Regions from separate parts of the Mus musculus genome. Here region 2 is linked to region 1. A link is a loop called in an ENCODE intact Hi-C map of the cell type or tissue named here. Cell type or tissue: gastrocnemius. All regions are shown on one strand. Links, peaks and the distances in the headings refer to the core of each region. The heading gives the core; the rest is flanking DNA. Region 1 overlaps Ggcx (gamma-glutamyl carboxylase). Region 2 overlaps Capg (capping protein (actin filament), gelsolin-like).

The links. Peaks named below come from ENCODE experiments on the same cell type or tissue, not always from the same donor. Only the 100,000 strongest peaks of a DNase experiment are listed, where the experiment ranks them.
Region 2: a loop joins it to region 1, with 7 times the contacts of the local background. A loop is called at or near these places in 26 of 42 quality-filtered maps.

What each region holds. Positions count from the first base shown.
Region 1 is chr6:72,424,018-72,439,609 of GRCm38, forward strand. Ggcx (gamma-glutamyl carboxylase) reads left to right here. Exons shown (of 15, transcript NM_019802.5): 6 at 1-23; 7 at 1,769-1,932; 8 at 2,344-2,609; 9 at 3,025-3,156; 10 at 3,881-4,032; 11 at 4,441-4,610; 12 at 4,780-4,910; 13 at 5,116-5,263; 14 at 5,427-5,622; 15 at 5,950-7,089. The coding sequence ends at 6,139. Mat2a (methionine adenosyltransferase II, alpha) reads right to left here and starts at 15,539. Exons shown (of 9, transcript NM_145569.5): 1 at 15,329-15,539; 2 at 13,354-13,431; 3 at 12,978-13,100; 4 at 12,400-12,512; 5 at 12,180-12,323; 6 at 11,794-12,012; 7 at 11,189-11,371; 8 at 10,964-11,097; 9 at 8,779-10,378. The coding sequence starts at 15,419. The coding sequence ends at 10,276. It overlaps Particl (promoter of Mat2a antisense radiation induced circulating long non-coding RNA), which reads left to right and starts at 14,666. Exons shown (of 1, transcript NR_046011.1): 1 at 14,666-15,592. In gastrocnemius, for the core only: a CTCF peak has its summit at 4,184 (motif pointing right); DNase peaks (open chromatin) are centred at 2,509 and 4,196; H3K27ac peaks cover 442 bases.
Region 2 is chr6:72,558,538-72,574,578 of GRCm38, forward strand. Capg (capping protein (actin filament), gelsolin-like) reads left to right here. Exons shown (of 10, transcript NM_001042534.3): 8 at 202-334; 9 at 2,491-2,579; 10 at 4,273-4,446. The coding sequence ends at 4,338. Elmod3 (ELMO/CED-12 domain containing 3) reads right to left here. Exons shown (of 12, transcript NM_001253692.1): 10 at 10,724-10,800; 11 at 10,278-10,405; 12 at 7,385-8,326. The coding sequence ends at 8,124. Among named protein-coding and RNA genes, the nearest start is that of Capg, 17 kb to the left of the region's middle. In gastrocnemius, for the core only: CTCF peaks have their summits at 7,701 (motif pointing left) and 9,065 (motif pointing right); DNase peaks (open chromatin) are centred at 4,559, 6,994, 7,689 and 8,077; H3K27ac peaks cover 2,949 bases.

The sequences.
Region 1 (15,592 bases), core at 1-8,000:
CACTGGCTCTTCAGTCCCTTCAAGTGAGTGGTCAGCACAGAGGCCTTTCGGGGGCCTCATTCGCCAGGTCTGTGTAACACATATCTGACTTTTGCCTTATCTCCCCGTTCAGCCGGATACAGAGTAATGATGCTGAAAGATGGAGGCCTAACTGCATCTTGGAGACTCTGTGCTATAGATGGTCAAAAAGAGAAAGGAATCAGAATTAGGTGACTTAATGTCCAACTTTGCTTTCAATTGTTGCGATAAGACCACAATCAAAACCAGCGTGTGGAGGAAAGGGTTTAATTGGGCACCCATCCAGCCCATCCCAGTCCTCTGCCATCATCGAGGGAAGCCAGGGCAGGAACTCGGCAGAGCAGGAACCGGAAGCAGGAGCTGACGATGCAGAGACCATGCAGTGCTAGTGCTGCATACTGCCTTCTTTCTCATGGCTTGCTCACTTTTTCTGTTTTATGCATATAAGACAAGCACCCCAGCCCTGATCCAACTCTTTTTATTGTATTTATTAATTTTTTGTAGACAGGGACTCACTATGTAACTCTGGCTGGTCTGATCCTTACTATGTGGACTATGCTGGCCTTGAACTCAGAGCTCCTCTGCCTCTTCTAGCATTAAATGCAGTATGACTGTAGTCTTCTTTATTATTATTTATTTATTGTATGTATATGAGTACACTGTAGCTGACTTCACACACACCAGAAGAGGGCATCGGATCCCATTTCAGATGGTTGTGAGCCACCATGTGCTTGCTGGGATTTGAACTTAGGATCCCTGGAAGAGCAGTGACCTGCTGAGCCATCTCTCCAGCGACTGTAGTCTCCACAGGAGCTCTCAGACAGTTTGGCAAAGGCAGATGATGCCGCTCCTGCTTGACAGGCAGCCTCATCTGCGGTTTCTCCTTCCTTCCAAGTCGCCCTCATTTGCTCTTTCCCACTTCCTGTTTTCCACATTCTGAACTTTGACCTGTTACTCAGCCAGTCACTCGTTTTTTACATTTTCATTTTTCCATGTATCTACTTGTATGTGTTTATAGGTACACTTGGCACACATGTGCCGTGGCCTATGTGTGGAGGTCAGAGGACATCATACAGGAGTTGCTTCTTTGCTTCCACCTTGTGGGTGCCAGGGATCAAACTCAGATCTCTAGGCTTAGTACCTAACCATGTTACCAGCCCAGTGCGGTCAACTTTTAAAAGTGAGCCTGTTCTTTTTCTTTTGAGAAAAGGTCTCATCTATCCCAGGCGAGCCCCCAGCTCCATGAGGATGACCTTGACCTTTCTGATCCCCCTGCTTCTGCCTCCCAGGCGTTAGGATTACAGGTGTGCACCGCCACATCCGGTTTTGTGAGATGCTGGGGAGCAGACCTGGGGCTTTTTTCTTGCATGCGCGGCAAGCGCCGTGGGCCCCGTGCCCCCCCTTCTGTGAGCTGCACGCCCAGCCCAGGCTCGCCTTTCCACACTTCTGCTCTAGGATGTCCATGGGGCGCCAGCTTCCTCCAGCATGCTTCCAGTCGAGTTTTATCCCAGGAGATTGGGCCTTACTCCTCGTACAGGGGGTCTTGGGGGAGAAAATGGACACCTGAAAATGTCAAGGGATTGGAAACTCCAGTGTAGAACATTCTGTCTGCGTCTGGGGCTTAGTTGTTGTACCCCACTGCTGGGCAGATCCTTCGTCAGGGACAGGTTACTGAAGCACCTGATGCTTGTGCTCTGGCTGCTGGGTGAGCCAGCTGACCAGCCCTGGCCTTCTGTCCCCATGTCTGCAGGCTGGTGTTGTCGGAGGAGCTGACAAGCCTGCTGGTAGTACACTGGTGTGGGCTTCTCCTTGACCTCTCGGCTGGCTTCCTGCTCTTCTTTGATGCCTCCAGACCCGTCGGCCTGTTCTTCGTGTCCTACTTTCACTGCATGAACTCGCAGCTCTTCAGCATCGGTCAGTGCCTGCAGCGGTAGGGAGAGTGACTGCAGGGCCGTGGGAAGCAACTGGGGATGGTGATCCACAGGCAGGAGATGGTACTGGGTGAACCCAGTATGGTCACTGCAAAGTGGGAAGAGGTAAAGATGAGCGGCTTGGGAGCTCCGGGGGCAGCCAGCGTGCTGCACAGTGAGGGTCTGTGGGAAGAACAGTGAAGCACTTCTAGGTTCGGGAAGCAGTTCAGCTGCTGCAGTGCTTCTCTAGAGTGCACAAAGCCCTGAGTTCCATCCCGAGCACCACAGGAAACCAGCTGGGATGGTATTCGCCTCTAGTCCCAGCACTTGAGAAGTAGACTGTAGAAGTACTTCATAAGGGGTGATGGTAGAAGGAGTGTGAGCACACGGACATGTCTTCTTCCTGCTTTCCTAGGGATGTTTCCCTATGTCATGCTGGCCAGCAGCCCTCTCTTCTGCTCAGCTGAATGGCCTCGGAAGTTGGTAGCCCGATGCCCGAAAAGGCTGCAAGAGCTGCTGCCCACCAAAGCCGCTCCTCGGCCTAGTGCTTCCTGTGTGTATAAGAGGTCCCGGGGCAAAGCTGGCCCGAAGCCCGGGCTGCGCCACCAGCTGGGAGCCATCTTCACCCTGCTCTACCTCCTAGAGCAGCTCTTCCTGCCCTATTCCCACTTCCTGACCCAGGTTCGTGGCATCTGGACACCCACACCAAGGCTGGGCTCGGGCTGTGCCTGGTGTGGCAGGATCAGGGAAGGAGGGAAGGAAGGAAGGAAGGAGGGAAGGAAGGGAGGAGGGAAGGAAGGAAGGAAGGAAGGGAGGAAGAAGGAAGGAAGGAAGAAGGAAGGAGGAAGGAAGGAAGAAGGAAGGAAGGAAGGAAGGAAGAAGGAAGGAGGAAGGAAGGAAGGAGGAAGGAAGGAAGGAGGAAGAAGGAAGGAAGAAGGAAGGAAGGAGGAAGGAAGGAAGAAGGAAGGAAGGAGGAAGGAAGGAAGGAAGGAAGGAAGGAAGGAAGGAAGGAAGGAAGGAAGGAAGGAAGGGCTTAGTTCTGTAGTCTTCTTGGTAGAGAAGCACTAAACCAATGCTGTGTGCTCTGTCTTCCCAGGGTTACAATAACTGGACAAATGGGCTGTATGGCTATTCCTGGGACATGATGGTGCACTCCCGCTCCCACCAGCACGTAAAGATCACCTACCGCGACGGCCTCACGGGCGAGCTGGGCTACCTTAACCCTGGGGTGAGACTTCTGATGCTGCCAGTTCTTCAGAGATCGTATTTGGTCCGACACCATAAAGTAAAACAAACTGGGTCTCTGCATTTCCTCAAAAAACCAGATGGAACCTTTTCTTTTTTCATTTTCTTTCTTTCTTTTTTTTTTTTTTGGTGCTGGACCCAGGGCCTAACACATATTAAGCACATACTTTTAACAGTGAGCTACATCCTCATCCCTGAGCTTTTTGAAGTTTTTTTAAAAAATTATTTTGTGTGTTTGTGTGTGTATGTGTGTGTGTACACATGAGAGACAGACAGGCACATGTGGAGACAACTTTGAGGAGTTAGTTCTTTCTACAGCATTGTGAGTTCTGGTAATTTAACTCAAGTTTTCAGGGTTTCATGGCAAGTGTTTTAACCTGTTAAACCATCTCAACAGACCATATTTTAAATCAATAAGTCAGGGTATTTCTATATATCCCAGGCTGGTCCTGTTTCAGCTGGTGCTGAATATTTTTAACATATATACTGTGGATAGAGATGAGATAGTTTGTCATTGTTTTGAATTAAGATTATGTTTTTGGAAAGGTAAGTAAATATTTAGCAATGAAAATTCACCACCCAAGACAACTTTCTTTTTTTCCCTCCTGGTAAAGTTAGGTAGCAGGCAGAGATGTTTATGTCATTGGCAGTGCATGTCTTGGAGGTTGACAGTGACAACGTGGGACTAATGTGGGGGTTTGGGGCAGGTATTCACACAGAGCCGGCGATGGAAGGATCATGCAGACATGCTGAAGCAATATGCCACTTGCCTGAGCCTCCTGCTTCCCAAGTACAATGTCACTGAGCCCCAGATCTACTTTGATATTTGGGTCTCCATCAATGACCGCTTCCAGCAGAGGTGGGCAAGGGGAGCAGCGACAGGGAAAGATGAAGCACTGTTCTTTTTGCCAAGATGAAAAGCTGAAGTCTCCCAGTTGTCTGCTTTTTACAAGGCTCTCTCTCAGTGTAGTGCATGTCGGGGTTGATCTGGTTGTGGTCCAGCAGGGGGCACCATCATCCAGGAGAAAAGTGAACTGACTGTTCTCTCAGACACTGTTAACACAATGCCGTCTCAGGTGGCCACTAACTCACATTCTTTCCCCTCCTCTCTGCCATGGACTGGCAATAACATGCTGACCGCGGGCATTTCTTTTTTTGGGAAATCTTACTCCTTCGAGAACGTGGGTTCAGTGGTGAAAGGAGCAGAACCAGAAATCTGGTGGGTGGGTGGCTGTTGCCTCCTGAGAACATGGTTTCCTTTTTGAAGGCTTTTTGACCCTCGTGTGGACATCGTGCAGGCTGTCTGGTCCCCCTTCCAGCGCACACCTTGGGTGCAGCCACTCTTGATGGATTTATCTCCCTGGAGGACCAAGTTACAGGATATTAAGAGCAGTCTGGACAACCACACCGAGGTGGTCTTCATTGCAGATTTCCCTGGTATGGAGGAAGGCCAGGGGAGATTTTGCTGTCTTTCTTTGGCTTCCTTGACCATAGAGACATTGCATATGATGGGGTAGGGAGGGGACTCTGGATGCGATGGCTGTGAAGGTGTGCTATCTGTGCTGGTGAGGTGGGGTGGGATGGTGAACTCTCTTGCTCCTGGCAGGGCTTCACTTGGAGAATTTTGTGAGTGAAGACCTGGGCAACACTAGCATCCAGCTGCTGCAGGGAGAAGTCACCGTGGAATTGGTGGCAGAACAGAAAAATCAGACTCTTCAAGAAGGAGAGAAAATGCAGGTATTTTCTGGGGTTAGCAGTGATAACTAACTGGGGATTTAGTATCGTAAAATAAGAACGTTAGAAATTTAGGAGAAGCTGTGATTCCAGAGGCCGTTGTCAGACTCCCAACGCACAGAAAGAAAGCACCAGTAGGATTAGAGTGGGGCGGCAATAGCCTAGCTAGGGACGTTAGAGTGAAACGTGTCCTTTGTTCCCGCACCAGTTGCCTGCTGGAGAGTACCATAAAGTCTATACTGTATCATCTAGTCCTTCCTGCTACATGTACGTCTATGTCAACACTACAGAGGTCGCACTGGAGCAAGACCTGGCATATCTGCAAGAATTAAAGGAGAAGGTGGAGAACGGAAGTGGTGAGTGCATGAAGGCTTGGGCAGGGAGAGTACCTGGTTTTAGAAGTCAGTGTTACAGAATCGAACATCAAAGAGAGTGCGTGAAGCTTCTAGTTGATGGAAATGGGCTTTCTAAATGAGAATGGGCCTTCTCATCGGATCCTTTTTGGTGTCTTCTGGACAGAAACAGGGCCCCTGCCTCCAGAACTTCAGCCTCTTTTGGAAGGGGAAGTAAAAGGGGGCCCTGAGCCAACACCTCTGGTCCAAACTTTTCTCAGACGACAGAGGAAGCTCCAAGAAATTGAACGCAGGCGAAATAGCCCTTTCCATGAGCGATTTCTCCGCTTCGTGCTGCGAAAGCTCTACGTCTTTCGACGCAGGTAAGTTTCAGTCACAGAAGCATGTCATTGCCATCAGGTGCTCAACAAGCCTGGTTACTCTCCCCTAGCATAACAAATCCTAGGGATCTCTCCCCTCTTCACCCCCTTCCGCCTGCTTATCTTTAGCCTTTCCATGGTTATTCCTGTTTTACCCTAGAATCTTGTCAAGCTTCAGAGTAGGGTCTGCTTGCATTTGAGATGTGGAAGGGTCATTTCAGGTAATTTGTGTCCACAGGTGAAGGGGTCTAGACCAAATGTTTCCTGAGGGCTTTGGTTGAAGTTACATAGAAACATACATTTGGACTGAGTGTTTACCTTTCTTTTCAGCTTCCTGATGACTCGAATTTCACTCCGAAACCTGCTATTAGGCCGCCCTTCCCTAGAGCAACTAGCCCAAGAGGTGACATATGCAAACTTGCGACCATTTGAACCAGTTGATGAGTCAAGTGCTTCAAACACAGATTCTTCAAATCACCCGTCAGAGCCAGATTCTGAGCATGTTCACTCTGAGTTCTGAGGGATGTACAGATGCTCTGTGCAGATGTGGGGGCAGCCTGTTATAGGCTTATTGTCTACGCAAAGAACATATTTTTGGAGAAAAATGATATGGGACAGGCTTTCACAGTACAGCCCAGGCTGGCCTCAAACTCATGGTTGGTCCCTCTGCTTCAGCCTGTTTTGTAATTACATAGATCACCAAACCTAGTTGCTTTTCCCTTTACATTTTTTCCCCTTATAAGTTCTTTAAAATTATAGCTTACATTTTTTCTTTTTTCTTTTTTTTTTTTTTGTATTTTTTCTTTTTCAAGACAGGGTCTCTCTCTGTGTAGCACTGGCTGTCCTGGAACTCACTCTGTAGTCCAGGCTGGCCTCCAACTCAGAAATTCTCCTGCCTCTGCCTCCCAAGTGCTGGGATTAAAGGTGTGTGCCACCACGCCCCACTGGGCTTTTAGTTTTTATAGACAAGATTTCTCCATGTAGACCAGACCAGCTCTCCTGAGTGCTGAAATTAAAGGCACGGGACATCACTACCTGGCTTTCTTATTAAACTTGTTTTAGTGGTCTCAAAATTCACTACCTGGCTTATTAATAGTCATTTTTTTTTTTTTTAAGTTGACTTGTTCTTTAGGAAAAGGAATTACACCACAGTGAATGTAGCTGAATTCATTGTGCTTGCTATGTGCTTGGTACCATTTGAAGCAGTGTACCTGAATTAACATACTTAGTACTTTAAGAAGCATTGGCCTTTACCTTTGAAGAAAGGAAGACAAAATTTACCCAAAGGCATCTGGGAGTTGACAATTTGAAATCTGTTAGATTTAAGGTCCTGTATCCTGCTGCTTGTAATTTTCAGACCCACCAACACTAAAGCTGAAGAATTATAGCTTACAACTTATGTTAATGCCAAGTGACTAGGGTGACCAGGTACTAACAAATGCACAAGGTAGATTTTAATTTACAATTTACTTATTCCTATTTGTAGCCAGCAAGTTGCTCAGCATCTTTGGCATCAGAATAGCACTACTAAATAGGGAAGCCAGATGGCTTACTTTTGCATAAATCAGCTTAGTGAATGGTAACTCTCTAAGCCATTGCTGAGTCATAAGCCTTGAGGTTTTCTGCTTTCTTGTATTTGTCCAACTCCATCACATCTTCCTTCTATTCATCCTATTTTTATCTCTACTATCACTCTATCCCTTCACCCTTTATTTTGAAATCTAGTTAGGGATAAGACCAGGGTAGGGTCAATTGCACAGGTTAGGTCTGAGAATGGAGAACCAAAAATCTAGCTTAATGCATACAATGGGCCAGAGGGGTTGGCTCGGGGAGCTCTGATGAAATACAACCTGGCATTATGTCCTTAAACGGTCAGCCCTGAGTAGTAAGGAGGGGGGGGGGTGTCCTTTTCAAACTTTTGCAGTGCTTATGAACCCAAGGTTCACGCGATGCTCCTTCCATGTTGATTTAAGAGTGAATTAAGTGGAGATGAGCTCAGTAGTAGTTAAGCTGCTTGGGACTAGAAATGGGGGTTCAGTTGGTAACATAGTCTCCCATGCAGTAAGTCTTACCAAATAAACTGGGCACTGGTATGCATCTATAGTTTCAGCAGAGGCTCAGTTTAGGGACAGTGCAGGGGAAGCAAGACCCTATTTAGTACTCCACCTATCTCGAGTACACTTCCTGCTTGCCCATATTTCCTTCTCTTCTCACTGGCCTAGTTAAGTGTTTATGTACCTAGTATTTCTCAGGACCTCCTTAAGATTGAGGGCTCAAGCTAGCTTTTAAGATCTCACAAGCACATCTATGTGGTAGAGCACTTTTGAGATGGTCTCACCCCAGGACACCCCCAAATATAAATTATGTAGCTGAGGATCTCAAGTTCCTAATTGTCCTGTTCTTGCCAGTGGGCAATTTGTCATTTTTGTCTTGAGCAAGCAAGCCTCTAAAAACTTGAGATAAGGACTTGCTATTCTTGAATAATTGGATGGATACATGAGCCATTCTGGAGACTACCAGCAATTTAACTATGTCTATCTTTGCCTCCCAAGTGGGAGGATTAAAGGAACAAGCTGCCATCACCACCAGGCAAAGAAAATCAATACATTTTGTGTAACATTAACACCATAGCAGGGTTTCTGATTGCTATGAATTAAAGCTACATGTCTATGAAATTAGTCTCATCTTAAAGTCTCTTAAATGGCCAGGCAGTGGTGGCGCATGCCTTTAATCCCAGCACTTGGGGAGGCAAAGGCAGGCGGATCTGAGGCCAGCCTGGTCTACAGGGTTCCAGGACTTGAAAAACCAACTCTTAAATGTTTTTAGTGCCAAGAAAGAGTAAAATACCTATCTAGCATATAGACTAAATTCCTGCCATCACAGAAGCCTCTTGACCCCTGTTCTGCTTGCTTCTGCCATCCAAAAGGCAGCACTTAATTGCCAAAGCCTTCAGACAGTGTTGATTTCCCAGGACGGATCTCCAAGTGTGAATAAAAATCCTGACCTCCATAAACCGTGGTGCATGCACAGTATAAGCCAGGCTTTCTAAATCACTAAGCTTTTATCGTAGTCCTGGTTGAAAACTTTATTGCTGGCAATGGGTAGCAGATGCTATAAATTTTAGCTCAGAAAGCAACAATGGACAAGTAATAGACACAGTTTGGGTAGAACCTAGCATTTTATTTAGATCTTCATTAAACTGTTGGAATTGAGAACCAGACATACGTAATAAACCTCCAAAAAATAGATCCTGAAAGGCACTTTCTTGCTTAGGGCAAGCAGTCATGGAATAAGCATGTAAACAAGCTGGCTTCTCTGTACCACACCAGCCAAGTCAGCTTTCTCCATGGCCAGCTGCACCAGCTCTGCCCTCCCTTCTGTTAACACCAGCCAGACCCCCTGTAGGTCTAACCCAAGGTTTTTCTGTAGGACACCTTGGCCTACCTGGGAATGCTGGAAACATGTTAAAGGAATTCATGGTGTTGAAGAAAAAAAAAAATCTTTTAAAAGCTGCCATCTGAGGTGATGGCTTCTCTGTACTTACGCCATACCCCAGAATACAATAAATAAGCAATTAGAAAATGTTCAAGTATGAAGGGATTTCCTCCTCCCCGCCAAAAGCACTGCTCTCTGAAGGAAGCTGGTTTCTCTGTAGCTACACCAGCTGTTCAGAAAGCTCATTGGACCTGGTTTTGAAAATAAAACAAAGTTAAAACCCTGGGAGGAGCTATTGTGCAGTGTGGAGTACTCTTTCTTATAAAGAAAAAAAAGTTACCTGGTACCAAAGTGTGCAACCTACAGACCCTCAGGTACTGCCCTGTGACTTCTCTGTATATCACAAGGGTGCCAAATGCCTGTTTTTCTAGACTAAAAGTTGGTGAGGTTTGGCTAGTGCTGAAACCATGCATAGGGTTGGTTTACTAAATAAAACCTTATTACGTACGTCCTCCAAAGACAGCTGAAAAGTGGAGAGATTTTGATTTGGTGCTGTTTGAGGTGGCAATTAATAGCATAAGCACCAGGGAGATGGTTTAATCGTAACTGCCTTTTTTTTTTTTTTTTTCAAAGTCAGGCTAGAGCTCCAACTGAAACTTTCGTTTCATGCAAGATTGATTGGATAGGAACACTCCCTGATAAAGAACTACATAATTAGAAATGAGTTACAGGGAGGATAAGGACAGGGGCTTCACATTCAATAAATAGAGCTCAAGACGTTACAGATTCATGCTGACAGGGCTGTGGCATTGCCAGAGTCTACAGTCAAACTACAAGTACTTTACGTGCACACTACAAGGATGTTTTCAGCATCTGGTGGGAAAGTAATTGCAATTAGGACTTTGGAGGATTAGGTGATAGGGCACAAAGGTTCGATTTCAAAGCATTATTCACTACAGTGTTTGTTTCTAGGCAGTTACATGGCTCACCTATGCTCACTATATCCATTATAATGGTGAACAAAACACCTAGGGACAGAATAGCAAGCCCAACTTACAGTCCCCCACAAAAGCTAAAATTCATGTCATTGATTAGAGTGACTGCAACTGATCAGGAGCTGAAAGAGGACAGAAAAATTTAGGAAGAAGGCCCTTTCCCTCAGAGCTTGAAGGCTTCTCTGTAACCTACGCCAACAAGTCTGGGGAAAAAAGGCTAACACTTTCAATATTTAAGCTTTTTGGGCACTTCCCATGGGAAGCTGTCCCTACCAAAGTGGCCATAGGCTGCAGTCCTCTGATAAATTGGCTTCTTCAGATCCAGATCCCTGGAATATACAAGTCCATAACTTAATATGTAGCATTAAATTAAAACAGAGCAAAACAATCAGCAAGACTCATTTCAAGAGTTCTGGCAAATGAGTTCAGTTCTCCCTGGGGTTTGCTAGGAAAAAAGTTCATGGCGAAAGTATTTGTTACTTCCCTTGTGTTACTTGCAGTTTTTATTAATAGTAACTACAGTTCTTGTTTTCCAGCTCTGGCTTGACAAATGAAAACTTATCATTCTCAGGAATTCCAATTGAATACTTACCAAGGTCCAATCACTGACCACTATGGTTATTTTCTTTGTAACTTTGAGCATCCCACTTTAGCTTATTCTTAATGTAGCACCCTTAGTTAAGATAAGCACAAAGCTCAGAATCAAAGATGGAGAACTTTCTAGAATGTTATTTTAAGTCACAGAACACTAACTTAATCAGCTAGATCCCTGTCTGAAGACAATTTAAAATATTGGCATGTTCTAGGAATTAAAATTTGTTTCCCCTCACGAGAAGTCTACCTCTATCTCCTCAGATTTTAGTATATATGTCCCAAACCCCTATCTCACTAGCAATAGGTTTTACCATCTTTACCTGACAATGACCCCAGGGCGAAGATCAAAATTCTTCTTTACAATTTCTAATAGCTCTCTCTCACTCTTCTGAGAAGTGCCATAATGGAAAATGGAGATCGACAATGGATGAGAAACTCCAATAGCATAAGAGACCTAAAAGTCAGAAATACATTGTTATAAAATAGGGAAGTATTTGAAATATTTTACTAAGTACCCTTCTCCCATATAAATGTTCACTACATACCTGAACAAGAACCCTCCTGCACAGACCTCCTTTAACAAGGGATTTTGCCACCCAACGAGCAGCATAAGCAGCTGAACGGTCCACTTTGGTATAATCCTTTCCTGAAAAGGCCCCTCCTCCATGAGCTCCCCAACCGCCATAAGTATCCACAATGATTTTTCGGCCAGTCAGGCCAGCATCACCCTGGAATTATAGGATTTAAGTCATGTAATTTTTTTCCCTTGAGACAGAGTCGGTCTGTGTAATATATAATAGCCCTGGCTGTCCAGGAACTCAGAGATCCACCTGTGTTTTTTCCTGCCTCCTAAGTACTGGGATTTAAGGTGTACTTCCACTCTTGGCCATGTAATTTTTCTAATAAGAGGTGGTTAGTACCCATTCTAGATTCATCTATAGCCAGAAGTAGATCATACCCATAATCCCACTTGGGAGGCACTTGTTGGCAGAACAAGCTGCACAATGCCATAACATTAGATACGTAGTGAATTCTATGGTAGCCTAGGCTACAAAAGATACAGGGTGTATGTGAAATGAAGGAAGCAGACTAGAAAAAAAAATGGTGGCATCCAGAAACCAACGATAAACCAAAACATTTCATATATTACCTGAGGCCCACCAATAACAAATCTGCCACTTGGCTGTAGGTGGTAAATTGTATCCTCATCAAGGTATTTTGCAGGTACAACAGCCTTGATCACTTTCTCCTTCAGAGCATCCCTCATCTCATCAAGACAAACTTCTTCATCGTGCTGAACAGATATAACAATCGTGTGGACTCTGATGGGAAGCACAGCACCCCGATCTTGCATATATTGCACAGTCACCTTGAATGCAAAACAGATGGGAACACTTGTCAAACAGCTTTATAGTGGGTTCTCTATCATAAGTTCAAATATAGCAGAAAAGACAAGGATTCTCCCTAGTCAGCTATAATTAACTTGGGAATTTTAATGTAATTTGAGAGAAATGTAGGTTTAAGATCACTACTTACTTGAGTTTTAGAATCTGGGCGTAACCAAGGCAATGTACCATTGCGGCGTAGTTCAGCCAATTTGGCATTTAGCTTGTGTGCTAAGACAATGGTTAAAGGCATACACTCTTCAGTTTCATCAGTGGCATAACCAAACATCAAACCCTAAAAATATGGAGAAGTGGTCAATAAAAGTGTCAGAATTTAACATTTAAAAGGATCCTAATAAACATCGTAATACCTGGTCTCCTGCACCAATATCTTCCTCATTCCGGTCAAGATGAACACCTTGGGCAATATCTGGTGACTGTTGTTCCAAGGCAACCAACACATTACAAGTCTTGTAGTCAAACCCTATAAAACAAGGTGTTCCAGTAACCTTCCTTTTATCTCCAAAATGTTAACAGTAGTGCTGTGCTGCTAGAAAGCTGGACATGCCAAAGCCAAGTGGTCAAGCACTTCTTTAAAAGACCATATTCACATAATTCACTTACTGCCCCCTCTATGGTTTGGAATAAGGTCTCTAACTTGGCTGACTTCAAACTACAACTAAGCAAGCAGCCAACTCCTGCTTTGACACCCAGAAGTTGAGTTTACATCATCATGTCTGGTCACACTATTGATGAGAATCTGTCACTTTATTTGTAGGATAGGAGACTGCTTTTACACTATGTGTCACATTTTAGAGGATATGGTGTAACTATGTAGAGTCAAGGATTACTAGGAACATTCCAGAAGTCTCTCCCACTAGCATCATTTTTGCAGATTCTGTATCTGCAAAAATGAGTTCACAGGGGGAAAAAAATCTTTAAAACATACCTTTGGAAGAGTCATCATATCCAATGTGCTTTATGGCTTCACGAACCACTTTCTGGTAATCAATGGCAGCTCTGGATGTAATTTCCCCAGCAAGAAGAATCATTCCAGTTTTAGCAACAGTTTCTAATAAAACAAAGTTTTATACTTAAAATATTAAGGGGGGGGTTTTTGCTGAGGAACTCAATCATGTTATATAAGCTGTATCACTGGGCTTGGCTTCATGTTCTGTTTTTCAGATAAGGTCTTAGTAAATTACTCACATAGGCATTTAACTTGCTACCAGCCTCAACCTCCCAAGTAGCTGGTATTACCTATACCACAAAACTTTGCTTCAAACGCCTTTTTTGCCATTCATAAACAAGTGCTCTGTACCTACCACAAGCCACTTTAGCATCAGGGTCTTGTTGAAGGTGTGCATCAAGGACAGCATCACTGATTTGGTCACAAATCTTATCTGGAAAATAAAAGTTCCTGGTTCAACTTAACTATTACTACTAACCCTATCTCATCATGTAACTAGCAGTTTATGTGCAACCCAAGAAGCAAATATAGCTATGAATTTGTAGGTGACAGAAGCTTGATGTAAAGTTATAGTAGTATTTGCAAGGTGAGAGGGAGAATCTCCAGTCTTTTGTTTTTGAAGACATGTTTCTCTGTGCAGCTCTGGCGGTCCTAGAACTTGCTCTGTAAACCAGGCTGGCCTTGAACTCAAGAGATCCACCTGCCTCTGCCCTTCAGATTAATCAAAGTCAAAATGATTTATTTTGATATCTCAAAGCCTACCATAGGAAATAACCTCACAGTGTATTTTAGAGACAACTGTTCTTTTTATCCCCCACATTTAAAATGTTACAAACCTACTAAAGAGCCAACTGTCAGGTCATTAACTTCTTAAAACAGTCCATTTCCCCTATTATTAGACAATAGGGAAATGAGATTTTTTTTTTAACCATGAAAATAAATTTAACAGAAGAAACACCAGCAAACAAAAAATGCAGTAATTTTTTTTTTTTTGAGACAGGGTTATAGCCCTGGCTGTCCTGGAACTCAGAAAAATCCACCTGCCTCTGCCTTCGGCTCCAGGAAACTTTCAAGTGTGCTCTAAGCCATATCCAATTTCTCCTTGATTCATCAATTTAGAAAATGGCAGTATCCTGGTCTGGAATGTTTGTGGTATTGAGACAGGGTCTTACACGTGGCCCAGGCTGACAAACTAAACTGCTTCCATACTTTAAACGCTGGGATTGTAGTAGTTAGTGTACCACTGTGCTTGGCTCTATGTTCCTTGATTTTTGTTACTACCCCAAAATGTGTATTGCAGCCACAGAACCTTAAGATGGAATCTAATGGCTGTACTAAGGAGTGATTCAATAGATATGGAGATACTCCTTTCCTTGAGGGGAGTGTGGGAGGAGCCACAGCAACACTTGTCTTTCAACCATCACTCATCAAGATGCTCCTCACAAGCCATGTAATAATATTGCTGTGGACCCCCTGCGAACGGAAACAGCTCAAACTGAATATTAGTATTTACTAAATGGTTATGTTCCATCTGAAACCCAAAGTCCATATAATAGATTCATTATAACCGATCTCATCATGGCGGTTCAGTGGACAAAGCCTTAAGGAAACATGAAATAAATCCTCCTTTAGTTGTAGGAAAAAGACCAAAGGGAAGACTTTAAAACGAAACCTAACGCGATGGGAGTATACACTTAATTCATGCACTTCATCCTTTTCAAGCACACTCTAAATAAGGGATGCCTTCTCTAATTCGCGCTATATTTAGTCAGTGGCAGTCTGTCACCTTGAAGGCTAAAGGGCATGTCTACCCATGCTCTTAAGCGTTTTCCAGGGGCCGGAAGTCAGGGATATTAGAGATGGGACCTTCGGAGACACCAGCCCCCACTTCCAAACTAGGGGTCGGGTGGGTAGAGGCCGCCAGCTCCGCTTCGCCCCAATTCCACATGCGGCGAACACGTGGTAGCCGCTGCAATGCGGGGCGCGCGCTCCCGGCGGCCGGACGCGAGCACGCGGGGCGGGGTCGCCCACTTGAGGTTTTTCCAGGCGACGGGACTAAAGAGGAGGAAGCAGTGCCCTCCCCGCGCCGATCTCAAAACTGCCTCGAGCCCCCGCCCTTCTCGATTTCTGGAACCTTCCGCATGCCGGGGCGCGCCGCCGGATGAGGAGCGGAGAAAGGGGGAGGGGAGCGGGGCCGCACATTGCAAACTCGCGGCGCCACGAGGGAAGCGCGCGGCCGCTGCCATGCCCACCGCCGCCGGAGACGGCCTCGACCACCCCCAGCGCCACTGCCCTCCGCCCTTCCCTCCTCCGAGTCCCCGTCGGCTCACCTGGGTGACCTTCCCCTACAGACTCGGAAGTGAAGAGGAACGTCCCCTCCTCAATGAACGCCTCGTGGAAGCCGTTGAGCTGCCCGTTCATGGCGGCGGCGGTGAGAGAGGGCGACTCTGAGGAGACTGAGAGGCGGCGAGGCGGAGGGCTGCGGAAGACACAGAGGGAGGATCGCTTCAGCTCTCGGCAGGCTGGAGACTCGGAGCGAACGGAGCGGCGGGCGAAGCGGCCCAGTATTTATAGAGCAGGGGGTCGCGCGCGCC
Region 2 (16,041 bases), core at 3,297-11,296, 140 kb after region 1:
CTAGGGGTTTGTGGCCTTTGGACTGCAGTGATAGACAAGAGAGAGTCTTTCTGGAGCTTGATTTTTTTTGTAGGGGTGGGGTGGGAGGGCTCTTCCTGCCTGTTTCTCAGAACTGTTGGTAGAGACAACTGGGTAACCCATGATTCCAGGTGAGGACTGAATTGTGTCTGTGTCACACTGGGAACTGTCTTTCCTCTCCAGGTCTCTGATGCCACTGGACAGATGAATCTGACCAAGGTGGCTGACTCCAGCCCTTTTGCCTCTGAACTGCTAATTCCAGATGACTGCTTTGTTCTGGACAACGGGCTGTGTGGCAAAATCTACATCTGGAAGGGTATGTATGGCTCCTCTGTGTGAGCCTGAGGGCACCGCAGCTGCTCTGAACCCAGCGGGCTCAGCCATCTCTGAAAACCTCAGCCCATCTCTATCTCAGAACTTCAAGGGCCTGTTTAGTATACGGCTGGGCCCATCCCAGACATTCAGATTCATCTGGTCTGGCTTGGAGCCTGACCACCTGTATATTTAACATGTTCCCAGGGCTTGCCTGAGGGGCGTTGAGAACTCTTGGCCCATGTCCAGGCCTTCAGGGCTCTGCAGTGCCTGATCTTGAGGTTCTTTATTAACTATAATAGAATTAAATAGAATTTAAATAGATGGTCTTAGTAGGCACTTTATACAGTATGCAGTACACTTGCAGGCCGTGGTTTTCCAAGAAATTGTGTCTGCTAGAAGAAGAAAGGTTGCCTGTGTGCAGGAGTCTGGATGCTTGCTTTGACCATAGAAATCTGGAGACAGCATGACCCCGGGAGCTTGCTTGCTTTTGCCGGTTCCCAGGAAGGTCTGGGCTGTCCGTTCCTTCAGCTGAGGTTCTGGGTTTGGATTTTTTGTTGTTTTGTTTAGATTTACTTTAGTTTTTACTTTTGTGTTTCTGCACATGTGCTCTCTTTCACACATGTTTGTGGATACCAAGGGCCAGAGGGGAGCAGAAGTTAAAAAGCAGTTTTGAGCCTCCTGATGGACCAGCTCTAGGAACTCAACTCTGGTCTTCTTCTTCTTCTTCTTCTTCTCCTTCTTCTTTTTAAGGATTTATTTTATTTATGAGTACACTGTAGCTGTTTCCAGACACACCAGAAGAGGGCATCAGATCCCTTTACAGATGGTTGTGAGCCACCATGTGGTTGCTGGGAATTGAACTTAGGACCTTCTGAAGAGCAGTTGGTTCTCTTAACCACTGAGCCAACTCTCCAGCCCTGAGCTCTGGTTCTTCACAAGAGCAGCAAGTGCTGTCAACCACTGAGCCAAGGTCTCATGTAGCCCAGGCTGGCCTCTGACTTCTGTAGCCAAGGATGACTGAATTCTTGATCTAGGAAGGAGGCATGCACTACGATGCCTGCTTTTCTCTGGTGCTGGGGATGGATGGAACCCAGGGCATGCTAGACAAGTGCTCTATCACCAGCTACATCCCAACAGACGCTTGGTAGCTCACAGGTAGTTAAAGTGTTCACTTTTAACACTGGCCAGAGAACCAGCCACCACCATGCCTGGCTCTGTTTCCTTGTGAAAATGCCTCAACTTGAAGTGTTCCAGTGACTGCCAGTGTAACTGGGTGGATTCTGTGTGCTCTTTAGTTCTAGGAGCATCTTGTTAGCAAGCATGTTAGCTTTTGGCCTTGTGCAAGTCCGTCCACCTCTAGAAGAAACTGCATTCTGTGTTCTCTTTAGTTTCACACAAAAGGTCTGGTAACAGGACAGTGTTCTCTGCCACACTGTTCACACACAAAAGGTGAGGGGCTCCAGGGAAGGGAGGCCCGGGCTCTAGAGTTTCTTTTTGATTTTTTATGTGTACTTATGTGTGTGTATCTTGCATGCATGTCTGAACCATATGTGTACAGTGTCCTCAGAAGCCAGCAGACGGCATTGGATCCTTTAGAACTGGAATTACAGGCGGCTGTGAGTGCTGTGTGGGTGCTGGGGATCGAACTCAGGGCCTCTGAGCCATTGCCCCAGCCCTCTGGCCTTCCAGTGTGATGTCTAGGTGGAAGTTCTTCCTTCCTAAAAGATGGCTTGATCAGAGCTAGGAGAGTCTGCTGATACAGGAGAAAAGTTTTTATTTTGTCTATTTATTTATTAATTTACTTAATCTTAGCTTAGAGCTGCCACCTTTCTGGGGAAAGTATTAGGTGGCTGATTTCATACCCCAGAGACTCCCTCAACATTCTTGGGGACTCCGGGTTCATTTGTTTTAAAAACTGTCAGGTGTTCTGGGACCCTTTAAGTTTCCTCAAGAGAAATGGGATGGAGCCTAGAGTACGCGCCCACCCCCCACCCCCCCCAGTGCCTCGTGCGGCCCAGGCTCCCTGTGTATCTGAAGATGAGCTTGCAGGTGGTTTTCTGTGGTGCTAGGGCAGAACACAGAGCTTCAGGAATGTTGGGCAGGCCTTCTGCGGTCAGCCCCACCCACTCTCTTCTCATTTTGAAATCTGTGTTCCAGGGAGAAAAGCTAATGAGAAAGAGCGGCAGGCAGCCCTCCAAGTGGCTGATGGCTTCATCTCTCGAATGAGGTATTCCCCAAACACTCAGGTGAGGACGGGACCATTTCCCCCACCTCCTCCAGGGAGGACCCTTCTTCCTGTGACTTCCAACTCCCAGACTGGACAAGAGCAGGACAGCTCAGGAATTGGGAGCAGACCGGCTTACCTTCAGACCTGTTAGGTGGAAAGGCCTTTTCAGTCTTTTAGCATTAAACAACAACAACAACCTCAAAACTTGTTTCCAAAGAGACTCCCGGGAGCCTGCAGGACAGCATGTCACTCGGTGGCTGGCTATCCTCAGCATGGTGGCTGCACGAGCCATTCTCCTTCTGCCTCTCTGTCCCAGGGTCTCATGTAGCCCAGGCTTGGCCTCTCTGTATAGCCAGGGATGGTCTTGAACTTCTGCTCTTCTTGCCTGTACTTCCCAGTTATTAGGACTCTAAGTGTGTGTCACCTCATCTGGTTTCCCCGGTGCTGGGAATTGAACCCAGGGCATCCTCAGCTCTCCCTCCCCCCCCTTTTTTTTAAATTTATATTGCAGACATACATATGCAATACATTTGTTTGTTTGTTTATTATATGTAAGTACACTATAGCTGTCTTCAGACACTCCAGAAGACGGCATCAGATTTCGTTACTGATGGTTGTGAGCCACCATGTGGTTGCTGGGATTTGAACTCAGGACCTTTGGAAGAGCAGTTGGCGCTCTTAACTGCTGAGCCATCTCACCAGCCCCACCTTCCCCTTTTTTGAGACAGTGTCTCCCCCTGTTGCCCAGATTAGCTTAGAATTCACTATGCATAGCCTGGCTGGCCTTGAACTCACAGCAGTTCTCCTGTCTCAAGCATCTCAAGTGCTGAGATCATAGGTGTGAATCCCAGGAGTCAGTTCTGGGAAAGACGATGTCTACTGGGTGGCATCTGCCAGACTGAGGGCCCCATCCTTGAAGCTGTGTCTCCTGTCTTCTCAGAACAGGCCTACACTGCTTGCCTCCTCTTACCTGGTGCTACAAGGGCTCTTGTCTTCTTGAATGAAAGAATTCAGTCAAGACACAGACAGTCTGAGCAAAAGTTTATTTAGTAAATTCAAGCAAAGGAACACTGCAAAGAGAGATTGGTGTGCATCCAATCCCCCCTCCGCCCCCGCCCCCCCCCCCCCCGTGATGGGGAGCTCTCTCTGGGTTCTGCACTGTGGATGTTGAAGACAATTTTATAAAATATTTGTGAGGTGGGTGGTATGTTTATGGGGTAAAGTGGTCTTTTTCTCTCCTAAATCACGATAGGCCAGATAGCCCTTTAGAGGATTTTCCCCCCCATAATCCTCTAGGAAAACCCACAAAAGTGTGTGTGTGTGTGTGTGTGTGTGTGTGTGTGTGTGTGTGTGTGTGTGTGAGTGTGGTGGGGTATCCAAAAACCACAGTACAAGTGATATTAGTGAGCACAGGTCACTTGAAGATGCAGACCCTTTGGCTGATGGAACACACGAGGGAAAATGCCCTAGCACCGTACGTAGTCTCTGGTGTAGCAGGGCAACCTAACTACAGGGCATGACAAGAATCCTGAGTCACAGAGGAGCATTCTCTCAGGAGACAAAGCTGGCAGCGCAGCTGCAGTGTCTCTCGGTTAGGTTACATCTGATCTCAGTCCTTGCTGCCTACCCCTGTCATTGGTGTCCTTTGCCCCTCCCACTTCCTCAGAAGTAGAGGTGGGCAGCCTGTGAGCCCAGCTTTTCTCCCACTGCAGGTGGAGATACTGCCCCAGGGCCGAGAGAGTCCCATCTTCAAGCAATTCTTCAAGAACTGGAAGTGAGGGTGGGTGTCCCCCATCTCTGCTCTCCTGCCTCCCACCCCTGCCTGCTGGGTCAGCACTGAGGTGCCCTCTGGATGCTCAATAAAGGACACATTCCATTCCCTGCTCTCTTCCTGTGTGGCTTGTCCCTCACCCCATCCCCCACTGGCTTTAGTCCCACCTGTTCACTCAGGCTCAGCCCCATGCTGAGCGGAGAGTAGAACATAAATGCAAGTCCATAGCTCCCAGGAGCCCAGGACTGGCTCTGCATGACCAGAACTTGCCATCAAGCTGCTGGCCAACTCCCACCATGCCCAGAAGAACCTAATAAGGAGGCGGCACCATGCCAGGCCTCAGCGTCGCTTTCAAGTCTCACATTCCCAGCTGAGTCAAGGCAGTGGCTGTGACTTGGGATAGATTTCGGTTCAAGCCAGTAATTTCCTCAGACACCCTAACAAACACCCCCGAGGCAGTTTTAAATGATGACACTCACCCAGGAGTGGAACAGAACGTGCCGCAGCCCTAGAACAGGCTAGCTGTTGTCCCTTGCTCAACTGAGTTTTGTGTTTGGCTGAGCAGCCCAAGGCCTGTGTGTGTAAAGCATCCTTCTATAGGGGAGAGGCCCTGAATGCATGTGTGTGTATGTGAAAAACTCCAGTTTATACAGGAGCAGCCCTGTTTCTGACCCTTGGCTGCTTGCTCTCCCTGGTCCCAGCCCTGTTCTGTTTTTTGTTCATGGCGTGGTATGGCCTGACAAAGAGGACAGAGTGCGTGTGCTAGGGAGAAGAGATGTCTATAATCCTGACACTTCTGAGGCAGAGGCAGGGGGATTGTGAATTCAGCCTTCGCTATAGAGCGAGTCCAAAGTCAGCCTAGGCGATATGGAACCCTATCTCAAAATAAACTAGCTAGAGAGGGGCGGGGGGATGTGCCACAAAGAGTACCCCTCAACACCCAACAGTGTGTGATGTCTTGGTGACAGCAGCCACCCTGAGTGTGGCTTCCGAGCTGTCACACACTGGCTTGTTCTGGCCCACACAAACCCGGGAAGGCTGATCAAATTCATCCTGCCGATTTTGTGCTAAGAAGCAGGGGAAGGCAAACTCCTTTAAGACCCCCTCTTTGGTGACCCTGAGACCTCCAGCCTCTGATTGGCCACACAGGAGTACGTGCCAGGGAGAGAGAAAGGCTGACACCCACTCAGTAATTCTGACAGTTTTAGATTTATGGAGTACTTTAAGGTCTTCCATGGATAGCTGTCCCCGCTACACCCAAGAAAAGCACACAGTTTTTCAACCACTATCAGAGGTCTCCTAACTCCACCTCAACTCTCAAGTGAATCTATTAGTAGAACTGATTCCTGGGTTATCCTGGAGCTATGTGCACCCTGATCTGGTTGAAGGGTTCCTGCTGGGGATGCTGGCCCCTTCCAGCCAGATGCTCCTAGGGTCCACCTGGCTTGGGCCCTGATATGCTGGGATCCTGTTCTTTCAGCCTTGCAGGCTCTAGCAAGGGACGGATGGTAGGGAAGGAAGCACCAAACTGACACGGGACTGAGTTGCCTTCCTGGCCTCTCTGCTGGCCTGTGAACATGGGGGCTGGAGGAAGTGGCGTGGTAATAAAGCATAATTGAGACCCTGTAGATAGGACGGAAGGCCAACTGCAGGGCATGTCACAAGCACCCTGGGAGGCCTGCTTGTCTCTGGACCAGATTTGGAGTGGCCAGAGACAGGCAGAGATGGACACAGGCCTCTAGAGCTTCATTTAAGGGAAGATGGGAGGAGCACAGGGGGCTCCAGGCTCTGGGGTGGTCAGGTGTGTGTGTGTGTGTGAGTGTGTGTGTGTGTCTGGGGTGGTCAGGTGTGTGTGTGTGTGTGTGTGTGTGTGTGTGTGTCTGGGGTGGTCAGGTGTGTGTGTGTGTCTGGGGTGGTCAGGTGTGTGTGTGTGTCTGGGGTGGTCAGGTGTATGTGTGTGTGTGTCTGGGGTGGTCAGGGGTGTGTGTGTGTGTGTGTGTGTGTGTGTGTGTCTGGGGTGGTCAGGTGTGTGTGTCTGTCTGGGGTGGTAGGTGTGTGTCTGTCTGGGGTGGTCAGGTGTGTGTGTCTGTCTGGGGTGGTCAGGTGTGTGTGTGTCTGGGGTGGTCAGGTGTGTGTGTGTGTGTGTGTCTGGGGTGGTCAGGTGTGTGTGTGTGTCTGGGGTGGTCAGGTGTGTGTGTGTGTGTGTGTGTGTGTGTGAGAGAGAGAGGCTGGGGTGGTCAGGTGTGTGTGTGAGAGAGGCTGGGGTGGTCAGGTGTGTGTGTGTGTGTCTGGGGTGGTCAGGTGTGTGTGTGTGTCTGGGGTGGTCAGGTGTGTGTGTGTGTCTGGGGTGGTCAGGTGTGTGTGTGTGTGTGTGTGTGTGTGTGTGTGTGTGAGAGGCTGGGGTGGTCAGGTGTGTGTGTGAGAGAGGCTGGGGTGGTCAGGTGTGTGTGTGTGTGTGTGAGAGAGGCTGGGGTGGTCAGGTGTGTGTGTGTGTGTGTGTGTGTGTGTGTGTGTGTCTGGGGTGAGGGAGCAACAGCCAGGCCCAGGCCCAGGCCCAGAGGCAAAAGCAGGAGACCCCTGGGGTGGACACCACACCAGTCAGCCTTAACAAGAGCACCGTGCTTATTGGCCAGAGCTTGCAAGAAATCTCCAGGCCGGGGTGTGCAAGATGGCTGAACAGGTAAGGAGCCCACCACGGAAGCCTGATGACCTGGCTTTGAATTCCTAGAACTTAAAGGTGTTAGGAGTGAAGCAACTTCACGAAGCTGGCCTTTGACCTCCTCATGCTTGCTTTATCATGCGTGTGCCCCACACCCCGTGTCATACACACAACCAATAATGATACAGAAAAAGACATCTTTGTGCCTGCAGGTGCAGCTGGGGAGCTCAGGTGGTGTGTAGCCACGGAGTAGTTAAAAGACTCCAATCTGGGGTCTGCAACCCCACTGAACCCTAGGCACTTGGATCTGCCTGTCTCAGTCCGGTGTTCAGACAGCAGGGGGTTGGGGGTGGGGGACAGGCCAGCCCTGAAAGAACTTCATCTTGGAAGAAAATACCAGAGATTACAACAATTCCTTTATTCTAAAACTGCTGGTGGGTGAGTTTCCTTTGCCTCTCAGCCAGGGTAGATAGGTAGTGGTCTCCATAGGCGCTCCAGCCTGTGGGCGTTGGGGGTGGGACGCTCAATGACTAGTCTAGCCAGCCGAGTACCCATTTCTAGATTACAAACAATGGTGGGCAAAGGAGAGGGAGGGGAAAGAGGAGAAGGGTAGGGTGGAAACAAGTGTCTTGAAAAATCGGTGGCTGGAGGAAGAGAGGACCTGCCTATCAGTCACTTTTTCTGTGTTGTGCTGCCCCCTGATGGCTGAAGATATTGCTGTCTCTGTCCTTCCAATTCCAACCACAGACACTGGGGACAGCTGTTGGGAGTCAGAATCTTGGCTGTTGCTTCCAGGGTCTCTGCCTCTAGGTGCAGACGTGTAGGCAATTCTGATAGGGCTGTCTGGCCCTGTGCTCTGTTCAGTTCCACTGAGATATCAGGAGTCCAACCCTGTGAAGTGGAGTCCAGCTGGGAAGGACAGAAGACTCCGTGCTTGGAGGACGGCATGGGGGGGTAATTCTAGCTGCCTGAATGTGCTCTGCTGATGTAGAAATGTGGGCGTGGGTGTCACTACACACACCCGGGAGCCTCCTAGTCTCATCTGCAGGGGCACGAAGGGCTTTGGCCCAGACATGATTCTTTAGTTCAGAGAGCCCCAGCGACCCAGCCTGTCCTGGTCTCTCCGTGGTGGGTCAGATCAACCCTGCACTCTCGAATGAGTGAGACTGCAGGTCACACACGCCTGTGAAAGTGAGATCCCTGGAGTGAGGTCCCTGTGATCCAGGGCGCTTGTGTGCCTCCAACAAGGAGGTCTGTCCCTTTGACACCTGGGCGAGGTAGTCATCCAGGGTCTTGAGCAGTCGTTTTGGGCTCTTCTTGGCCAACGCTTCCAAGTCTGGAACAGAGGAGAGCAGGGAATGAAGGCTTAAGGGTCTTGGGGTGGCACTCAAATCCAGAAGCAAGTGCAATGGCTGTGTGGACCTCTCCAAACCCTGCCCTTGTTTGTGTTTTGAGACAGGGTTTCTCTGTGTTTCCCAGACCACACAGGAACTCACTCTGTAGACCAGGCTGGCCTCGAACTCACAGAGATCTGCCTGCCTCTGTCTTCTGAGTGCTGGGATCAAAGGCCTGCGCCACCACATCCTGCTGCTACCCCTGTCCTTTAAAGATAGAACAGTCATCAAAGATGGCCAAATGGCAAAACCAGAGAGCGCCCAGGGGCCACTTCCTTGCTGTGACACAGAATTCAACTCTGCAGAATCAGTCCAACCACCAGGCCTTGGCTTCCACAGCCTTCAGTGTTTAAGGTTTTTATTTTTTATTTTTATTTTTTATTTATTTATTTTATTTTAAATTTATTTTATATGTATTACTTTTATTTATTTTATATGTACTATTTGTTTGTTTGTTTGTTTTTTGAGACAGAGTTTCTCTGTGTAGCCCTGGCTGTCCCGGAACTCACTCTGTAGACCAGGCTGGCCTCGAACTCAGAAATCCGCCTGCCTCTGCCTCCCGAGTGCTGGGATTAAAGGCGTGCACCACCACGCCCGGCTTATATGTACTATTTTTATTTATTTTTATATGTATGAGGTTTTGCTTGAGTGTATGGCTGTGTACCACAGGTGTGCCTGATGCCCGAGGAGGTCAGAAGAGGGCACCAGATCTCCTGGAACTGGAGCTATACAGATGGCTGTGAGCTTCTGTGTTAGAAGCCAGTCCTCTGGAAGAGCAGCCAGTGCTCTTAACTGCTGAGCCATCTCCCCAGCGCTGGCTTCCTTGGCTCTGATTTTGTTTTGAGACACTTTTCCTGTAGACCTTTAACCTTTTACCTTTGGGTCTGCGGCTAATGATTGCTGAGATTACAAGCTTGGGCTACCACACATAGTTTATGTATCTCTGGGGTTGAGCCAGGGGCTCCTGAATGCCAGGCAGGTGCCCTCACAATGGAGCCATAGCCCCGTCCTGAGCTTTTTATTGATGGTATATTTTCAAGGTTTATTTTTATTATTTCTTAAAGTCTGTAAATGAGTCTGGTTGTGGGTGTGTGGGTGTGAGTGTGGATGCCTGCAGAGGCCGGAGATGTAGCAGTCTCCCTGGAGCTAGAGTTTCAGGCAGAGGTGAGCTGCTGGCCATGGGTGCTGTGAACCTAACCGGGTCCTCTGCGAGAGCAGCGGGCTGTCTTAACCACTGAGCCGCCTTTCAGTTCTGTTCTGTTGTTGTTTTATGAGACAGAGTTTCTCTACGTAGCCCTGGCTTGTCTGAAACTCACGTAGACCAGGCTGGCCTTGAACTCACAGAGCTCTGCCTGCACTCTGCCGAGCAAGCTACATTTTTGGTTCAGAAGATGAGAGGTTTTTGTTGTTGTGTGATGTGATCATCAAGAGCCATGCATGATGGCTCAGACTGTAATCCCAACACAAGGAAGGTGGATGCAGGACTGTCACCTGGTTACAGTGACAGACTCCATCTCAGAAACCTAAACAAAAGTAACTGTGATAAAAAGCAATCATCAGACGCATACGGCCACCAGGCATAGCCGCAGCCTGGCACGGTGGTGCATGTCTGTAATCTTTGTATTCGGGAAGCAGAGGGAGAGGGACTGTCATAAGTTCGAGGCCAATATGGTCTACACAGCAAGTTCCAGGCCAGCCAAGATCTCATAGATTGATCCTGCTTCAACACACAATCAACAAACAAGCAAGTGAGGAAACAAAAGAGTGTGGTGGACAGGGAGGCAGGAGGGGTCGCAGAGAATGGAGAAGGCCCCATGGTGTTCTGAGGGAGTCGGGGAGGACAGTAGTTCTACCCTGGGATCCTTGGCCCTGGACACAGGAGGAAGTGCCAACCTTTGAGGACAAAGCCTGAGTCTAAAATAGTCTTCTGCTGGGTCCTCCACACGCGAGCCAGATGAAGGAAAGTAGCCGCGTAGAAGCTGTTCACCACCGGGATGACCTTCTGCCGCCGATTACACTCCCTACAGGACAGAGGAGGTGACTTGCTTAGCCACACATGAACCCGACACACCAGTGCCCTCCTCCCTGGCCTACCTGGTCACCTCAGGAAGCCTCCAAGCCACCACCCCTCCCCGCCCCACCCCTCTCCACCCCACCCCTTTCCAGTCCACCCCAGCAGCATTTGGCAACCTGGCACTTGGGTAGGTGGTGAGGGGAGGGGGCTGGCGTATGGAGATGTTGCCCAGCTCTGAGAACCAGCAGGTACCAGAGCTGTGGAGAAGGCATGGGCAGGACTGGACCAGGTTCTGCTGGGTCACGCTGATCCACTAGGGACTCACCTGGAGAGACACTCCTCTCTCAAGGCCTGGATGGCAATGCGGGTGATGTTCACAGACATCAAACAGAAGGGGAATTGCTGGAATGGAGGATCGTAAGTCAGTGGCCGGCCAGCTCTGACCATATACATGTCCTACTCCTCGTGTGACTGGCAGAAACTAAGCCCACAGAGGTGGCAGCTGCTGTTATCGTCTCCGAGTCCCACCTTACATAAGGCCTGGAATCTAGGAGCCCACAGGAGGTTGCTCCAAGCCAGTCCTGCATGCAACTCCCTCTTTTTTCCACTTCTTTTTTAAAAAGACAGGGTTTCAAGCCAGGCATGGTGGCGCACGCCTTTAATCCCAGCACTTGGGAGGCAGAGGCAGGTGGATTTCTGAGTTTGAGGCCAGCCTGGTCTACAGAGTGAGTTCCAGGACAGCCAGGGCTATACAGAGAAACCCTGTCTCAAAAAAACAAAACAAAGCAAAACAACAACAACAACAAAAAAAGGTGCATTGGTCAAAGACAATGACGATCTGCGACAGTATGACCCGATGACTAAGGTGTAGACAGGGGTCCAAACCATCTTCCTTTCCTTCATTCTTACGGTCGCCTTTACTGCTCTATGTGATAAGTAATTCTTATTTTTATTTAACCCTTCACAATTTCACACACGCACACATAGGCACACACACAAGCACATGCACACATGTACACACAGGCACACACACATACACAGACACACACACACACACACACACACACACACACACACACATGCACTTTGATTGTATCCCCCTCAATACCCCACCTAACCCCTTTCTCCCACGGAACTCTACCGAGCCGTCCTCCCACCCAGTCCACATCTCCCGTGTGGCCCACTGCACTTAACTAGGCGTGCTGCATGCACGGATGAGCACGGGTGAGGGGTGCTGACGGTTATTCTGCACTGTCAACTTGGCAGGGTCTAGAGTCCTGGCTTCGAGGGATTATCTAGATTAGGTTAACTGCAGGGGACCCACCCTAAACGTTGGTGGTGCCATCCATGATCTAGTGCCCCAGACTGAAAGAGAAGGAGAAACGGAGCAGATTTCTCATTGCCTCTGCTCCCTGAGTGTGGGTACCACACGGCCATGTGCGACAAAGGAAGTCCTCCCTGAAGCTGCCTTGGTCAGGTAACTTGTCCCAGCCACACAGAAATAACTAACACAACACTTCCGCTTATTTATTCAAAAATACCAGGGCCCATCTTATTTTTGAAACAGGGTCTCATGTAGTCCAGGCTGGCCTGGAATGTACCATGTATTTTTGAGGGTGGCCTTGAACCACTGACTTTCCTGCCTCCATTACCTGATCAGTGCATGGTCACACCTAGCTTCACTTGGTTCTTTGCGCTTCTTCCTGTGGTTACTATGCACCCCTCTCCCCGACTCCAGGGTCACGGCTGGCCTCCTGTGCTCCAAGCCTAATAAAACTCCGGGCAACCCTTGGTCTGTCTCTATCTTTTACCTTTCCCCTACTTCCCAAATGTGTCACTGTGTTCCTGGCACAAGTGTTGTGCTCCATGTGACACCCACGACTTGACAATAAGCTTCCAATTACCAGCAACTGTTCCTGTGAATAAATATTCACTCTATTTGTGGGCCTGGCGCTCTGCTGGGGACATAGTTTCCAAGCAGTGCTGTGAGGCATTCATGGTCCTTTCTCACAGTGCTCCTCCCCTGGGGCTGGAGTGTGTGTAAATGTGGAGGGATGGTGGTACCCTGCTTGTAAACCATTCTCCCCATTCCTCCCTACAAGCTTCCAGCATTTTCTTTTTTTTTAAGGACAGGGTCTCAGCTATTCAAGGTTGGCTTCTAAGTCACTGCGCAACTCAGGATGACCCGGACTTGTGGTCCGACCTCTTCCTCCTGAGTGCTGGAGTCACAGGTGTGCAGCACAAGGTTCGGTTTGCACGGAGGACTGAACACTGGCCTTGTGGATGCTAGGCAGGCACTCTAGCAACTGAGCCACATTCTCAGTCCCCAACCCCTTCTGAGACAGGGTTCCACTGTGTCACCTTGGCTGCCCTGGATTTCTCTATATAGATCTGGCTGGCCTTGAACTCACAACAGATCTTTCTGCCTCTGACTCCCAGAGTACTGGGATTAAAGGTGTGGGCTACCATACTCAGTTAAAGTTCTTCTTAAAATAGGATCTCCTGGGTTGGAGAGATGGCTCAGCCGTTAAGAACACTGTCTGCTCATCTAGAGGTCCTGAGCTCAATCCCCAGCAACGACATGGTGGCTCACAACCATCTTTAATGAGATCTGATGCCTTCTGCTGGCACGCTGGTGTGCATGCAGCTAGAGTACTCATACATAAAATTAAAAAAAAATCTTTTTAAAAAATAGTTATACAAGTCATTGTTTACTGTTAGTAGATAGATAGACAGATAGATAGATAGATAGATAGATAGATAGATAGATAGGTAGATAGATAGATAGATAGATAGATAGATAGATAGATAGATAAAGGGTCCGCTGTATCCCAGGATGGCTTTGAACTTGCTGTGAGGCCTAGGATGACCTTGAATTTACAGGTATGCCCTAACATGTCAGGTCCTGGGGACCTCTAATATAAATTATATTGGTAAACTGTCATGTGCTGTTGGTGCTTGCTGGCAGCTGACTCTTGAATCCCTGTCTCAGATTCAAGCCTGTTTATCTTAGGTGTCCTGGGCCAGCCTGGCTCCCACTCCTGTAAGAGGGAGGAGGGAGGCCAGTAAGTAACTAAGGGCATTAAAGACAGGGCACTGTCGAGACCCACTGGCAGGAAACCATCTCCAACAAAGGTCCCTCTTGTTTACTCATGGATAAAACTGCCGGCAGTGGGAAGGAGAGGCTGGAGGCTTCCCCATGGAGAAAGCGTCCTGCTTTGCCCAGGACTCTCTCAGTCTGGCAGCTCAGCAGGACTGTTTGGTTAGGGTTCCCCCATTTCTGCTGGCTGTGGTCACTACCTGATTTGATGAACACTCACCTGTTACTTGATATTTATCCTTTTACCTATGCTTGTTATATGCTTAATAAACTCACTCATTCAAAACTGGGAATCTGTGTGCCACAGACATTCTCTGGGTGGAACAGAACTGAACGCAGGGTTTTGTGCACTCTAGACAAGCCTTCTACCAACTGAGCTGTGTCTCAAACCCCAAGGCTCTGAGGCTGATGTCTGTTGTCACATAATATTTCCTACTTACAACTTTTCTGTACATTTGAAATTTCCTAACAATAGCTACTTGACAAGGTACCCTCACACATGTGATCTTGCCACCAGGGAGGCTGGAGCAGGAGGATCACTATGTATTTAAGGACAATCTGGGCTACCCAGTGAGTTCCAAGACGGCCTGGACAACAGAGGGAAATGCTGACTCAAAAATTAACAAAACAAAGTAAAATAGGGGGCCAGAGAAGGGGCTCAGAGGCTAGGAGGTCTAAGGCTGCTCTTGCAAAGGATTGGAGTTTGGTCCCAGGACCCACACCAGGCAGCTCGCAGGCACCTCCAGGGGATCCTATGTCCTCTTCTGGGCTCCATGGCACTTGCACACATGTGCACACAAGTAAAATAAAAACCTTTTTAATGTGCATTGGTGTTTTGCGTGCATGTATGTCTATGTGAGGGTGTCAAATCTTGGAGCTGGATTACAGACAGTTGTGAGCTTCCAGTGGGTGCTGGGAATCAAACCCAGGTCCTCTGGAAGAGCAGCTAGTGCTCCTAACTGCCGAGCTATCTCTTCAACCACAAATAAAAATAAAGTCTTAAAAACAAAAAAGCAAAATATAAACAAGAATATATGCCCCCCCACCCCCAACGTGACTAAATCTCTTAAACCCAGTCACCCTTCCTGGTTCCCCTTTGCAGTGAGATCCTCTGAAAAACACATCTTTCTTAATTGTCTCAATTTATTTCCCCAACTCTACTCTCTTTTAAACTTAAGGCTTTGTCTCTAACATCCACAAAAAATGTCCCAATTGCGGTTCCCAGTGACAGCCCAGCATTCTTAGGTCTGACCAGCCAGCCCCACCTGGCCCAGGTCAAGACCAATGCTATCTCCTTCTCTTTCTTTTCCTTTCTTTCTCTTTCTAGCTATATAGCCTAGGCTTGCTTTGAACTTGATATGTTAGCCCAGGCTGATAGGCAACTCACGAGAGGTCTTTATTCGATGGTAGTGCTAGGGATTGAACACGGCACCCTGTGCCTGCTAGGCACGTGGTCTTGCACAGCTACTTTCCCAAGCCCTGGAAGTCACTCTGTGTGGCCTTGCAGGGATCAGTCATGTGCCACCACACCAAGCTCAGAATGTGCACTTATTCTTATTAATATTTTATGTGGCTGGTGGTTTGCTTGAGTGTATGTATGTCTTGTGTACCACATGGATGCCTGCGCTTGAGGAGAGCAGAAGAGAGTGTCAGATGCCCTGGAATTGGAGGCCCAGACTATTTCAAACTGTCATGTAGGTACTGGGAGTTAAACCTGGGCTCTCTAGAAGACCAGTCAGTGTTCTTAACCATTGAGCCACCTCTCTAGCTCCTACTTTTTCTTTATGGTACCTCTGGTTTTTTGTTTTTTGTTTTGTTTTGTTTGGGGTTTATTTTTGGAGACAGAGCTATACTATATAGTCTTAGCTGACCTATATGCAGTCCATGCTGCCTCAGAGTCATAGAGATCCTCCTGCCTCTGTCTCCTGAGTGCTGGGATTAAAGGTATACACCACCATGCCTGTTTTTTTCCCTACTTGTCCTTAGTTTTTTTTTTAAAAAAAAATCACTGACTTCCTCCTTGCCCTAAATCCTAACCCTATGTCCACTGCATCAAACCCACACTGCTGTCTACCCTATGTCCACTACCCACACTGCTGTCTACCCTATGTCCATCAAACCACACTGCTCCTGTCTACCCTACGTCCACTGCATCAAACCCACACTGCTGTCTACCCTATGTCCACTGCATCAAACCCACGCTGCTCCCACTCTCTGAGAGCCACTCATGAGTCTATTTTATTTCATCTACTTTGATATTCCTCTGTTCCAATCCATTGCATGCCACCCCACCCCCTATCTTGGATGATCACAAGGGACTTCCTTAGCAATTGTGCTTCACCTTGCAGCTGATAAGAGCCCTGTGAGGTAGCACGTATTATGCTGTTTGAGCTTTGAGCAGCTGCACCTGATGAAACACAGAGACAAACCTGGAATCCTGCTCTCTGGCCTGCTTCCTTGGTGACCCCTTCTAACACCTCGTGCCATGTCCCCAGCATGCCCCTCTCTTGTGACCCTTGCTCCTCCTGCACCCTCTGGAACCT